Regions from separate parts of the Homo sapiens genome. Here region 2 is linked to region 1. The links are chromatin contacts, found by Hi-C or POLR2A ChIA-PET in ENCODE. All regions are on one chromosome and are shown on one strand. Each heading gives the region's core, a stretch centred on a gene start or an enhancer-like site at or near the end of the contact. The rest is flanking DNA. Distances are from core to core; before and after follow the strand shown.

Region 1 (5,119 bases), core at 1,792-4,291:
TATGTTCATGAGCACTCTGTGCTTACCTGTTATAGCACTTAATCAACCTGTTTTGAAGTTGTTTCTCTTATTTAAAGAATAAATGAGGCCAGGTGCCTGTAATCCCAGCATTTTGGGAGGCCAACGCGGGTGGATCACCTGAGGTCAGGAGTTTGAGAACAGCCTGGCCCATATGGTGAAACCCTGTCTCTACTAAAAATAAAAAATTAGCCGGACGTGGTGGGTGGGCACCTGTAATCGCAGCTACTCTGGAGGCTGAGGCAGGAGAATCGCTGGAACCCAGGGGGCAGAGTTGCACTGAGCCGAGATCGCACCATTGCACTCCAGCCTGGGTGACAAAAGCGAAACTCTGTCTCAAAAACAGACAAAAAAAGGGAATGAACGAGGTGGATTTTAAAGAATAAATACCATTTGGAGAGATGAAGAGGAAGAGAAGTAGCCAGTCATGAAGGGAAAATAAGTAGTATGAGCAAAGAGTCAGTGATTTCGATGAGACTATAGTTGGAAGCTGATTCTGATTCAGTCTGCAGATGACACGGGCTTGGAAAGGTTGATGAAGATGTTGGATAACTGAATCAGCATCTAAAAAGATCAAAATATGTTGGAATGACAGTGATCAAATCTAATGAGAATCCTGGCTTTAGATACTTTCAAGACTCCATTAAGTGAAAGATGGATTAAACTTTTAAGTCTAATAATAATACTTTTTTATTTTTTTGAGATGGAGTCTTGCCCTCTTGCCAGGCTGGAGTGCAATGGCACGATCTCAGCTCACTGCAACCTCCGCCTCCTGGGTTCAAGCGATTCTCCTGCCTCAGCCTCCCGAGTAGCTGGGATTGCAGGCATGCGCCACCATGTCCAGCTAATTTTTGTATTTTTAGTAGAGACGGGGTTTCACCATGTTGGTCAGGCTGGTCTTGAACTCCCCACTTCAGCTGATCTGCCCACCTCAGCCTCCCAAAGTGCTGGGATTACAGGCGTGAGCCACCACACCCAGCCTAATAATAATACTTCTAACAGTCCCAAATGAGAGTCAATAGGCAGAAGTTACAAGGAAAGCAGATTATGACATTTTATAGAATTATTACATTGGTACTTTGTCTTATGAATTAGTGAATTCTCTATTATCCTAAATTTTAAACATCAAGAATATTGTAGATTTATGGGAGATTTGGAGAGACCTTTCAATGTGAACTTATGATTCTTTGTTGTTGAAGGGATTTGTGTGTCAGCAGAGAATTAGACTATATAATTTCTAAGGTCCATACCTTAGTGCTGTAGTTTATAGTAGGAAGAAAATTGTTCCTTGCAAAGCAAGAAAGGATTCAAGGCCGAAAAGAAGGATGTGAGGATAAAACCAGAGACCAAGATAAGAAAGTACTTATTGAATGGCTATAAACTCAAAAAAAATAAATAGATAAATATATTCACCTGGGATGTAGAACAAGCATTGACATTGTTTGGAATGGCAGTATGTTGGCTTTTCCTAGGGGATCAATAAGAAGAAAATAACTGGGCTTGGGGAGAGAACCTGGCTGAAGCTTGTATGAATTACTAGTGAACCAGATTTATATACCTCTGCAACTTTCTTCCGAAATGTTCTCTGTCTTGGAAAAGATATGGAAGAGTCAAGCAGCGGGCAGTTATGGTAATTTAGGTTTGCAGATTGTCATGGTGAATGTAGTAGTAGGCAGTTAGGCAGGGGGAGTTCCTGGGGTATTAGTGAGGGCAGCTTTGAATTGCATAACCATGTTGTCTAGCATGGACTGGGATAATCTTAGATGTTCTTTTTCTTTTTATGAGATTGTGTCTTACTCTGTCACCCAGGCTGGAGTGCAGTGGTGTAATCACGGCTCACTGCAACGTCCACCTCCCAGGTTCAAGTGATCCTCCCACCCTCCCACCTCAGCCTCTTGAGTAGCTAGGACTACAGGTGCACACCACCACCTGGCCAATTTTTGTATTTTTAGCAGAGGTGGGGTTTTACCATGTTGGCCAGGCTGGTCTCCAACTCTTGAGCTCAAGTGATCCACCGGCCTCAGCCTCCCAAACTGCTGGGATTACAAGGCATGAGCCACTGCAATATGTGTGTCCCAAATGCCAAGGCCTGGCTGTAGATGTCCTTAATGAATAGGGTAAAATAAGAATGGAGTGATTGAAGGTTGAGAATGATTAGGAGAGGGTATGAGAGACTGATAATGGTAAGTGCTAAATAGGTATGTTTGGGGAAGGAATAAGGCCCAAAATGTGGCAGTGTGGTGGCTGGACATGAATTGGAGATGAGTGCCAGTGGAGCCAAGTAGGCACAGATGCATTGTCACATATATCTTCACGTATATGTAGAGATGATAAATGAACCAAGTCATCGGGGAAGGCTAAGGTAGATTTGCCATGTGGAAGGGGATAGGCCACGGAGCATGGTCAATGACAGTGAGGATGATTTGAACAAGAGGTTATATGGGATGGTGTGGGCTTTCAGAAATAGAAAAGGACCAGGACTGATGGCTCACTGGTCTAGAAATGGCTCTGGGGAATTGGCAGGAGTCGGAGAAAGTAAGTCCTTTACAGGATAAGGCCTCTGTGGAGCAGTCATTGTCAAGCATTGACAGTCATGTTTTTGTTAAAGAGGTAAAAAAAAAAAAACCTGGAGAAAAAAGGAGTTTGCTGCTGTGACAGGAGAAGGTAGAGAGGGAAGAGATGTGCAGTGGGGGTAAGCTGGGCAGCTTTGAGAGTTTGATTGTTTTGATAATGGCTGGTAAAGAAATTGGAATGAAGGAATTCCTGGGGTAGGAGAGGGAGGGAGTTGGGCATTCCTCAGGCAGATCAGCACATGAAGAGTGAAATTTAACCACTGCAATATGTGTGTCCCAAATGCCAAGGCCACCCTGTCTGTTGGTGGTATCACGGCTTTGGCTTTTTGAAGCTTGTTGTGAGGGAAGTGGGGAATCAGTCTGCTCCCTGCTCTGCTCAAATTATTGTGCTAAGGAGACTTTGCCATGGTATGATTTTTGAGGCACGTGGTGATTCTGTCTGATTTGTAAACTGACAACGTGATCAGGGCCAAAGAGGAAGTTCAGCTAGGCCAAACCTTCCTAAGAAGAAGTCACTGTCCCACAGTTATGTGGGTAAGTTGTTCTAGAGAAACAGAGATGTGGGCAGGGCAGCAGCGTGGGAACCTGTTACCTGGGTAGCACTAAGCCAGTGCCTTCTCTGTGTTTCCTTTACAGATGAACGGGACCGGGTTCAGAAGAAAACGTTCACCAAGTGGGTCAACAAGCACTTAATGAAGGTAGGACCCTTTCATATATATGCTGCCCCAGCACCTCTCACTGCTCTCATCTGGATCTGTCATTCCTTCTTTCAGATGGTTTAGATTGCTTGCTGTGTGCTCAAGTCTATGAAGATACACATGTGACTTTTCTTTTCTCTTCTTTTCTTTTTTAATAGAGAAGGGGTCTTGCCATGTTGCTCAGGCTGTTCTCAAACTCCTGGGCTCAAGCAATCCTACTGCCTCAGCCTCCAAAGTGCTGGGATTACAGGCATGAGCCACCATGCCCAGCTTTTTGAAAACTAATATAGTCATAATGGCATGGAAACTTGTATTAATCTGCTTCTTGGTGAAGACATTATTACCTACCATTACATCAGGAGGCAGAGGCTGAAGATACCATGGGATGATTTTAAAAATTCGAAGAACAGTTTATTCCTAGCTTTATACATTGCTTTATAAGCCTGTTTCTTTTTTTTTTTAATTTATTAATTTATTTTAAAATAGACACAGGGTCTCACTATGTTGCCCACTCTGGTATCAAACTCCTGGGCTAAAGCGATCCTCCTACCTCTGCCTCCCAAAGTGTTAGGATTACAGGCGTGAGCCACTACACCCAGTGTATTTTTATTTTTTAATCTGAATACTATGGAAGGATGATAGAGGGGGATTTTCTCTCTTTCTCTTAAAGTGCATGAATCTTAAATGTTTAACTTGATGAATTTTTACATGAATTTTACCACCAGGTAGTCTAAAATACAGAATATTTCCAGAATGGTTAGGGCTGAATGAAGATTATTATTATCATTATTATTATTTTAAATAGAGGAGAAACCATAACAGAGGCATGTTAAGACTCACCTAAAGATAATAATAATAATTGTTATATATTAGATATATAAAATATAATAATAATATATTATTATGGTATTATTATTTTAAATAAAAGAGAAACCAAAACAGAGGCATGTTAAGACTCACCTAAAGATAAACAGTATGACTACTGTGGCAGTTAGAATCTGAAAACAAAGTTTTTGAATTATAATAATAATTAGTGCTTCTCTGGGAAAGGGAAAGGTCACCAGTGATCCCTTAATTGCCCTATCCAGTAGCCTAGTTTTATCTTCCTCTTATTTGATTTCTCTGTAGCATTTGATACTGTCGTCTACTCCTTAAAACCCTCTCTTACAATGACTTCTAGAACATTGCTTTTTCCTGAATTACCTCTTTCCTCTATGAATGCCTTTTTTTCTGCCTGTTTCACTGGCTTTTCTTCCTCTGTCTGACTCTTCCATGATGGTGTTCCCCAGGATCCTAACCTTGGCCATTTTTTGGTTTTGTTCTCTGTATTCTTTTTGGGCAGTCTCATCCATTGTAGCTGCTGGGATTGTTTTGTTGCATGGGATGCAAAGAAACATAAGTAGAAATGGATATGGGATGATCTCACAGAATCTGATGTCTAGATGCAGCTGGGCTTTATGAAAACTAAACAGTTATCAGAAAACTACTCTCATACTCTCTTTGTTTTTTTTTTTTTTTTTTTTTTGTTTGTTTGTTTCTTTGTTTGTTTGTTTTTTTGAGACAGAGTCTTACCCTGTTGCCCAGGCTGGAGTACATTGGGAAGATCACAGCTCACTGCAGCCCTAACCTCCTGGGCTTGAGTGATTCTCCCACCTCATCCTCCTGAGTAGCTGGAACTACAGGCATGCACTACCACACCCGGCTAATTTTTAAATTTTTTTGTAGAGATGGGTTCTCACTGTGCTGCCCAGGTCTTTCTTGTTTTTGTTGTTGTTGTTGTTGTTGTTGTGTTTTGTTTTTTGTTTTTTGAGATGGAGTTTCACTCTTGTT
Region 2 (4,856 bases), core at 551-3,050, 37 kb after region 1:
TCCTTTTGTGGTCTTTTCCTTTTTTTTTTTTTTTTTTTTTTTTTCAGGTCTCCAGGAAAGATAGTTAAGGCTATGCTAGTGTAAGTCTTTATGGCTTGCATGGAACCAGGCAGGCTACTGCTTTCTGCTGTGTGGCCTGGATCCTTTTGTTGTAGAATAAATAACTGCAATAGGAAAGAAACACATATATAATTTTATTCTCCATTCACAGCCCTTTGGGTTATAGTCTTTTCCCATATAGCAGATACTATACTAAAAAAAATTGGGGTGGAGGAATCTTCACTGACATCACAAGGTGATTTTTGAATCCGACTTTTACAGTCTGAAATTCAGACTTCCTGCCCTACTGCAATGGGAGTAAAAACCACCTGAACCTCTTTTTGGCAGCTTCTTCTCTTACTCCCAAATGGCAACAAGTGTTATCTCTTTGATTGAGCTCTTGGTCCATGCAGTCTAATTACCAATTCAGAACAGTGGGGGAACTTCTTATTTTACACAACTGGCAACTGAGTACAGATTTCCACTACTGCAGTAGTTAGAAGAGAGTAGTTGGGGTTGAAATTAAAAGTCTTAAAGTTAACAGAAGTTCATGTTCTGGCTTTGTCACTTACTAGCTGTGTAACCTAGGGCTATTAATCAACTTTCTTAAACCTCAGTTTCTTTTTTCTTTTTTGGAGACAGAGTCTTGTTCTGTTGGCCAGGCTGGAGTGCAGTGACATGATCTTGGCTCACTGCAACCTCCACCTCCCAGTTCAAGCAATTCTCATGCCTCAGCCTCCTGAATAGCTGGGACTAAGGGCGCATGCCACTGTGCCCAGCTAATTTTTTGTATTTTAGTAGAGACGGGGTTTCACCATGTTGCCCAGGCTGGTCTTAAACTCCTGAGCTCAGGCAATCCGCCTGCCTTGGCCTTCTAGAGTACTAGGATTATAATAGGCGTGAGCCACTGCGCCTGGCCAAACCTCAGTTTCTTTACCGATAAAATATAAAATAATAGTTTTGACCTCATATAGTGACTGTAAGAATTAAATGAGAAAGTCCATGTAAATAACTTTACACAGTGCTTGGCACACAGCAAGTGCAAAAAATATATTAGATGTTAGCAGTGGCAGCATCAATAATTACTATTGAACATTTTTGTCAAATATTGTTCATCAGAGACCCTGTTCATCTGTTGTATTTAGAAGTGGTATTCTTTTTACCAAGCACTCATTTACTGTACTCAAAACCAACTTCCAGATTTTTCCTGTCTGTGTCATTGGCTGGCAGAATTAACAGATCTTTCTTTTCTTTTATAGGAAAAAGGAGGGAAATAAATGCTCCAGAAGGCTAGATCTTTAAAGTCTGTGTTCCTTTTCTTAACTGTAAGAAGAAGGCTCTGGTTTCTTCAGGTTATAATTTCATTAAAATAATTTTATTGTTTTCTGACCTGAAAAAATTCAGAATATGTATATCTGCTTGATATTTTCTTTTGGGCATCTTGGTGCAACACTTAAAATCTATTTCATTTTGTAGTTTGGGAGCCATAATTGCAGCTTCACCAGGCTTGGTTCTTCTTGGCCCGGGCCCTTCCCTTCCCTTGCTGGTTAGTACCAGCCGAGCTGGTTTGCTTTTTCCCTTTTTGGTACTATTCTCCTCCTCCTTCCTCCACGTTACCTTCTGCCACGGCCTCTCTTCTTTTTCCCTCCATTTTCAATTTACACTTACATTTTCCCTCCTCCTCCTGGCCCTCCCTAGTTTTTCCCCTCCCCTGGTTTCTAGCTCCTTTTTGCTTTCTGTTTGTGTTACTGAGGGCAGTGCTCCAATTACCTCATATTTGGAGAGAGGAAGCTGCAGCCAATCCGGTTTCTGTCTGCTTTTAGGTCAAGTGATTTCTGAACTGCAGTGAGATGCTTTGAATTTGTCTTGTTGCAGCTCTGAGCCTGTAAGATGGCTGTCTGAATCGGCAGCGGCTGGAAGAGACAGAGAGAGGCGGGGAGGGAGGGAGAAAGAATTGGAGGGATTGCCGGCATAGTGCATGTTTTTAAATGTGCATCGAATCCGATGAGGCCAAGGTTGGGATTTCTGTGGGATCCCAGGACTGGCTTAGCTGCGTTTTTGCTGAGATTAGGAGAGGAAGGAAATGGGAAATTCACTGGGCTGTTTTAAGGAGCCGAAAGAGTCAATAGCTATTCCTGAGAAGGCTCCCATATCTCCTAAGAAAAGGGTTCGGTTCAAAAGGAGGTGGAGAGGGAAGAAAATCCCTACTCCAGAGGCATCTCACCAGGAAGAAACCTCAGAAGGAACTGGAGTCATTGAAGAGACTGAAACCCTAACGAAGTTAACAGAGAGTCTCCAAAAGGAAGACGGAGTGGGAGGGGTAGAGCATACCCCCCCAGATATTTTGCTGCCTGGGGACTCAGCCCCCAACTCACGGGTAGTCGATCGGGGGATGATAGTACAGGTAAAGGAGAGATTCCAAGGGGAGGTCCAGACCGCCCACCTTTTGTTAGAGAATGAGTCATCAGTTGCTGGAGGGGTCTGGGATTCCCTGGAAGAGGGGATGACTGTCATTGCTCACCTGCTTGATAACCCAGCAGAAAGGAACTGCGAGAAGTCAGTGAGCCAACTGGTGGAATTTCCTAGGACAGCATCCTGCAGCAGCAGGGCTGTGTTGCTGCCTTTGCAAGGAGAGACTGCAGTGGAGAAAGGAAATATTCAGCGTGGGTTTCGGAGCTGTGCTTTGCCTAGGACAGACTACCCCACTGATAAAGGAAATCAAGAACAATTTTCAGAGGGCTGGAGTGTGGAGGAAGGAACCAAGAGTGTTTCAGGTGCCCCTCAGACAGCTTCCTGGATTATAGAATGTTCTGTTTCTTCATTACTACTGGACCAGCCTGGAGGCCAAAGACGCACGGAGCCTTCCCATGTGGGTCAAGTGCCCCCCCAGGATTCCAGACTGCCTACTTCTCAGAGTGATTTGTCCATCAGTGGTGTGACTGTGAGCATTTTGCCCTCCTCCTCTGGCTATGGCAGTGATGGGCCACACATACATGGGATCCAGCCTAAAGATACAGAACCTGAAAAGAGCTCTACTTCCTTCTCAGAAGAGGATGGCACTCTTTCTCTGGAGGCAAGCCACACCCCATCATGGGGTCTGGAAGAGGTAGGTGGGCATGTTCAAGAGATAATCAAACTGCTGTTTGGATTCTTGGCCCTCAAACATATTAAAGCTGAGTGTGGTGAGCAGTGAGGATGTTGGTGCCTCTCAAACTTACCCCCATGTGGGTTAGTATCTGCTGGAGCTCAGCAAGCAGAATCTATTTCAGGTCTGCCCCTTGATGCTTGAAACCAAGACTTGTCTCTGGGGAATCCCTGATTCTGAGTAGCCAAGTGGCGTAATTGCTCAAGCTATCTGGTGGGATGATCTCTCAAGGTGCAATGCTAGATAGTACTTACTCTCAGGCAGGTCTGTTTACCAGCTTCCCTGCTACGAGAAGTTGTAATGTAGCACAAGAGACGATGGGGAAGGGCCTAACTGAATCTCTGGAATGAATCTCTGGAATAAATGTGGAAGGGGTCAGGCAGCTGTTGTCAGTGTACTTGCTCTTCCTCACAGGAGAGTGATATTCTTACTAGAGCTGATGCAATCCCATCCCTGTTGGGAAATTTCTGACGGCAGCACTCATTCAGTATTTGTATAGGTGGAGAGGGCTCATCCTTCTTTGGTTCCTAATTCCAGGATTAGAGGAGAGGGACAGAGTTATCTGGGGATTAGTTGAGAGAGAGAGAGGGAGGTTAGGGCAATTTGAAGGTTTAAGGCTAGAAAAGTTTGTTTTGTGACTGGATGTATTTAGGGCTTTAACATGATTTTGTTTTGAGGAATATATTGAGGCATGGATGGTGCTGCTGGTGGTGGTGGTAATGGCAGTTTCTGTGAATGTTTTAAAGGTCAAGGAGCAAGTGAGAATTCAGAGATGTGAACACTGAGATAAGGACTCAGCAAGACCATGGGTAGCACAGCATCTGGCATGTAGGTGTGTGATTGTGTGGGTGATTGAAGTTATAATTCACCAATGGCTAAAGAACTTTTACTGGGATGTTGGCCTCTGCAGCAGAAGAAATAAAAACATTAGGACTTCAAAGTGCAAAATTTATAAAATGAGGTAGGGCACTTTCCTTGCCTAGATGGGGGCCACTGATACTGTACAGGGGCCCTGATGTTTGCAGAGCAGGGATATGGTCTACCTACTGGTGCCCTGCCTATCACTAGCAGCATAAGGCTGAGGATAGATACAAATTCTGAGCAATCTGTGCCTAGAATTTCCTCTTTGGGGATACATTTTCCCCACAGACAGCCCCATCTTAGTGCCCTCTGTTATTAGAGTTTGGAGACTCCCAACAGGTTGAAGAAAAAGTGGCCATTGAAAAAATATCTATTTTATGGATGGGCAAGAGGTTTCTTGGGCCTCATATAAACATGGATATGTGTGGTGGGGAGTGTGATAGTTGTGTTATGGTAGGAAGGAAGGCAGTGAAACTACTGGGATATGGGGCGCATGAATGTATTAAGCTATTCTTGCATTGCTATAAATAAATACCTGAGACTGGGTAATTTACAAAGTAAAGAGGTTTAATTGGTATACAGTTCTGCAGGCTGTACAGAAAGCATGATGCTGGCATCTGCTCAGCTTCTGAAGAGGCCTGAGGAAACTTACAATCTTGGTGGAAGGCAGAGGAGCAGTAGGCATGTCACTTGGCTACAGCAGGAACGAGAGGTTGTGGGTGGGATGTGCCACACACTTTTAAATGACCGAATCTCATGAAAACCCACCTACCCTCACGAGAACAGCACCAAGGGGATGGTGCTAAACCAT

What was found. A loop is a pair of places that touch in the nucleus more often than their neighbours do. ChIA-PET counts read pairs that join two places held with the same protein, here RNA polymerase II (POLR2A). Pooled maps may share reads with other maps.
Region 2: a pooled map shows a loop between it and region 1 (2.4-fold over the local background). The contact joins two enhancer-like sites. A Hi-C loop is called at or near these places in 2 of 37 single-sample maps with no recorded cell type and 2 of 50 pooled maps. POLR2A ChIA-PET finds 5 or more read pairs at or near these places in 14 of 52 experiments (A673, BJ, CD4-positive, alpha-beta T cell and 8 more).

The regions. Positions count from the first base shown.
Region 1 is chr1:39,227,955-39,233,073 of GRCh38, forward strand. MACF1 (microtubule actin crosslinking factor 1) reads left to right here. Exons shown (of 101, transcript NM_001394062.1): 2 at 3,228-3,289. Among named protein-coding and RNA genes, the nearest start is that of MACF1, 26 kb to the left of the region's middle. RefSeq lists enhancers at 2,973-3,042, 3,063-3,132, 4,496-5,119. Within about 2 kb of position 3,042, at least 8 of the 41 ENCODE cell types and tissues checked have a DNase peak (open chromatin) inside an H3K27ac peak, as active enhancers do.
Region 2 is chr1:39,266,576-39,271,431 of GRCh38, forward strand. The region is part of intron 6 of MACF1 (microtubule actin crosslinking factor 1); the gene reads left to right. Among named protein-coding and RNA genes, the nearest start is that of MACF1, 64 kb to the left of the region's middle. Within about 2 kb of position 1,801, at least 18 of the 41 ENCODE cell types and tissues checked have a DNase peak (open chromatin) inside an H3K27ac peak, as active enhancers do.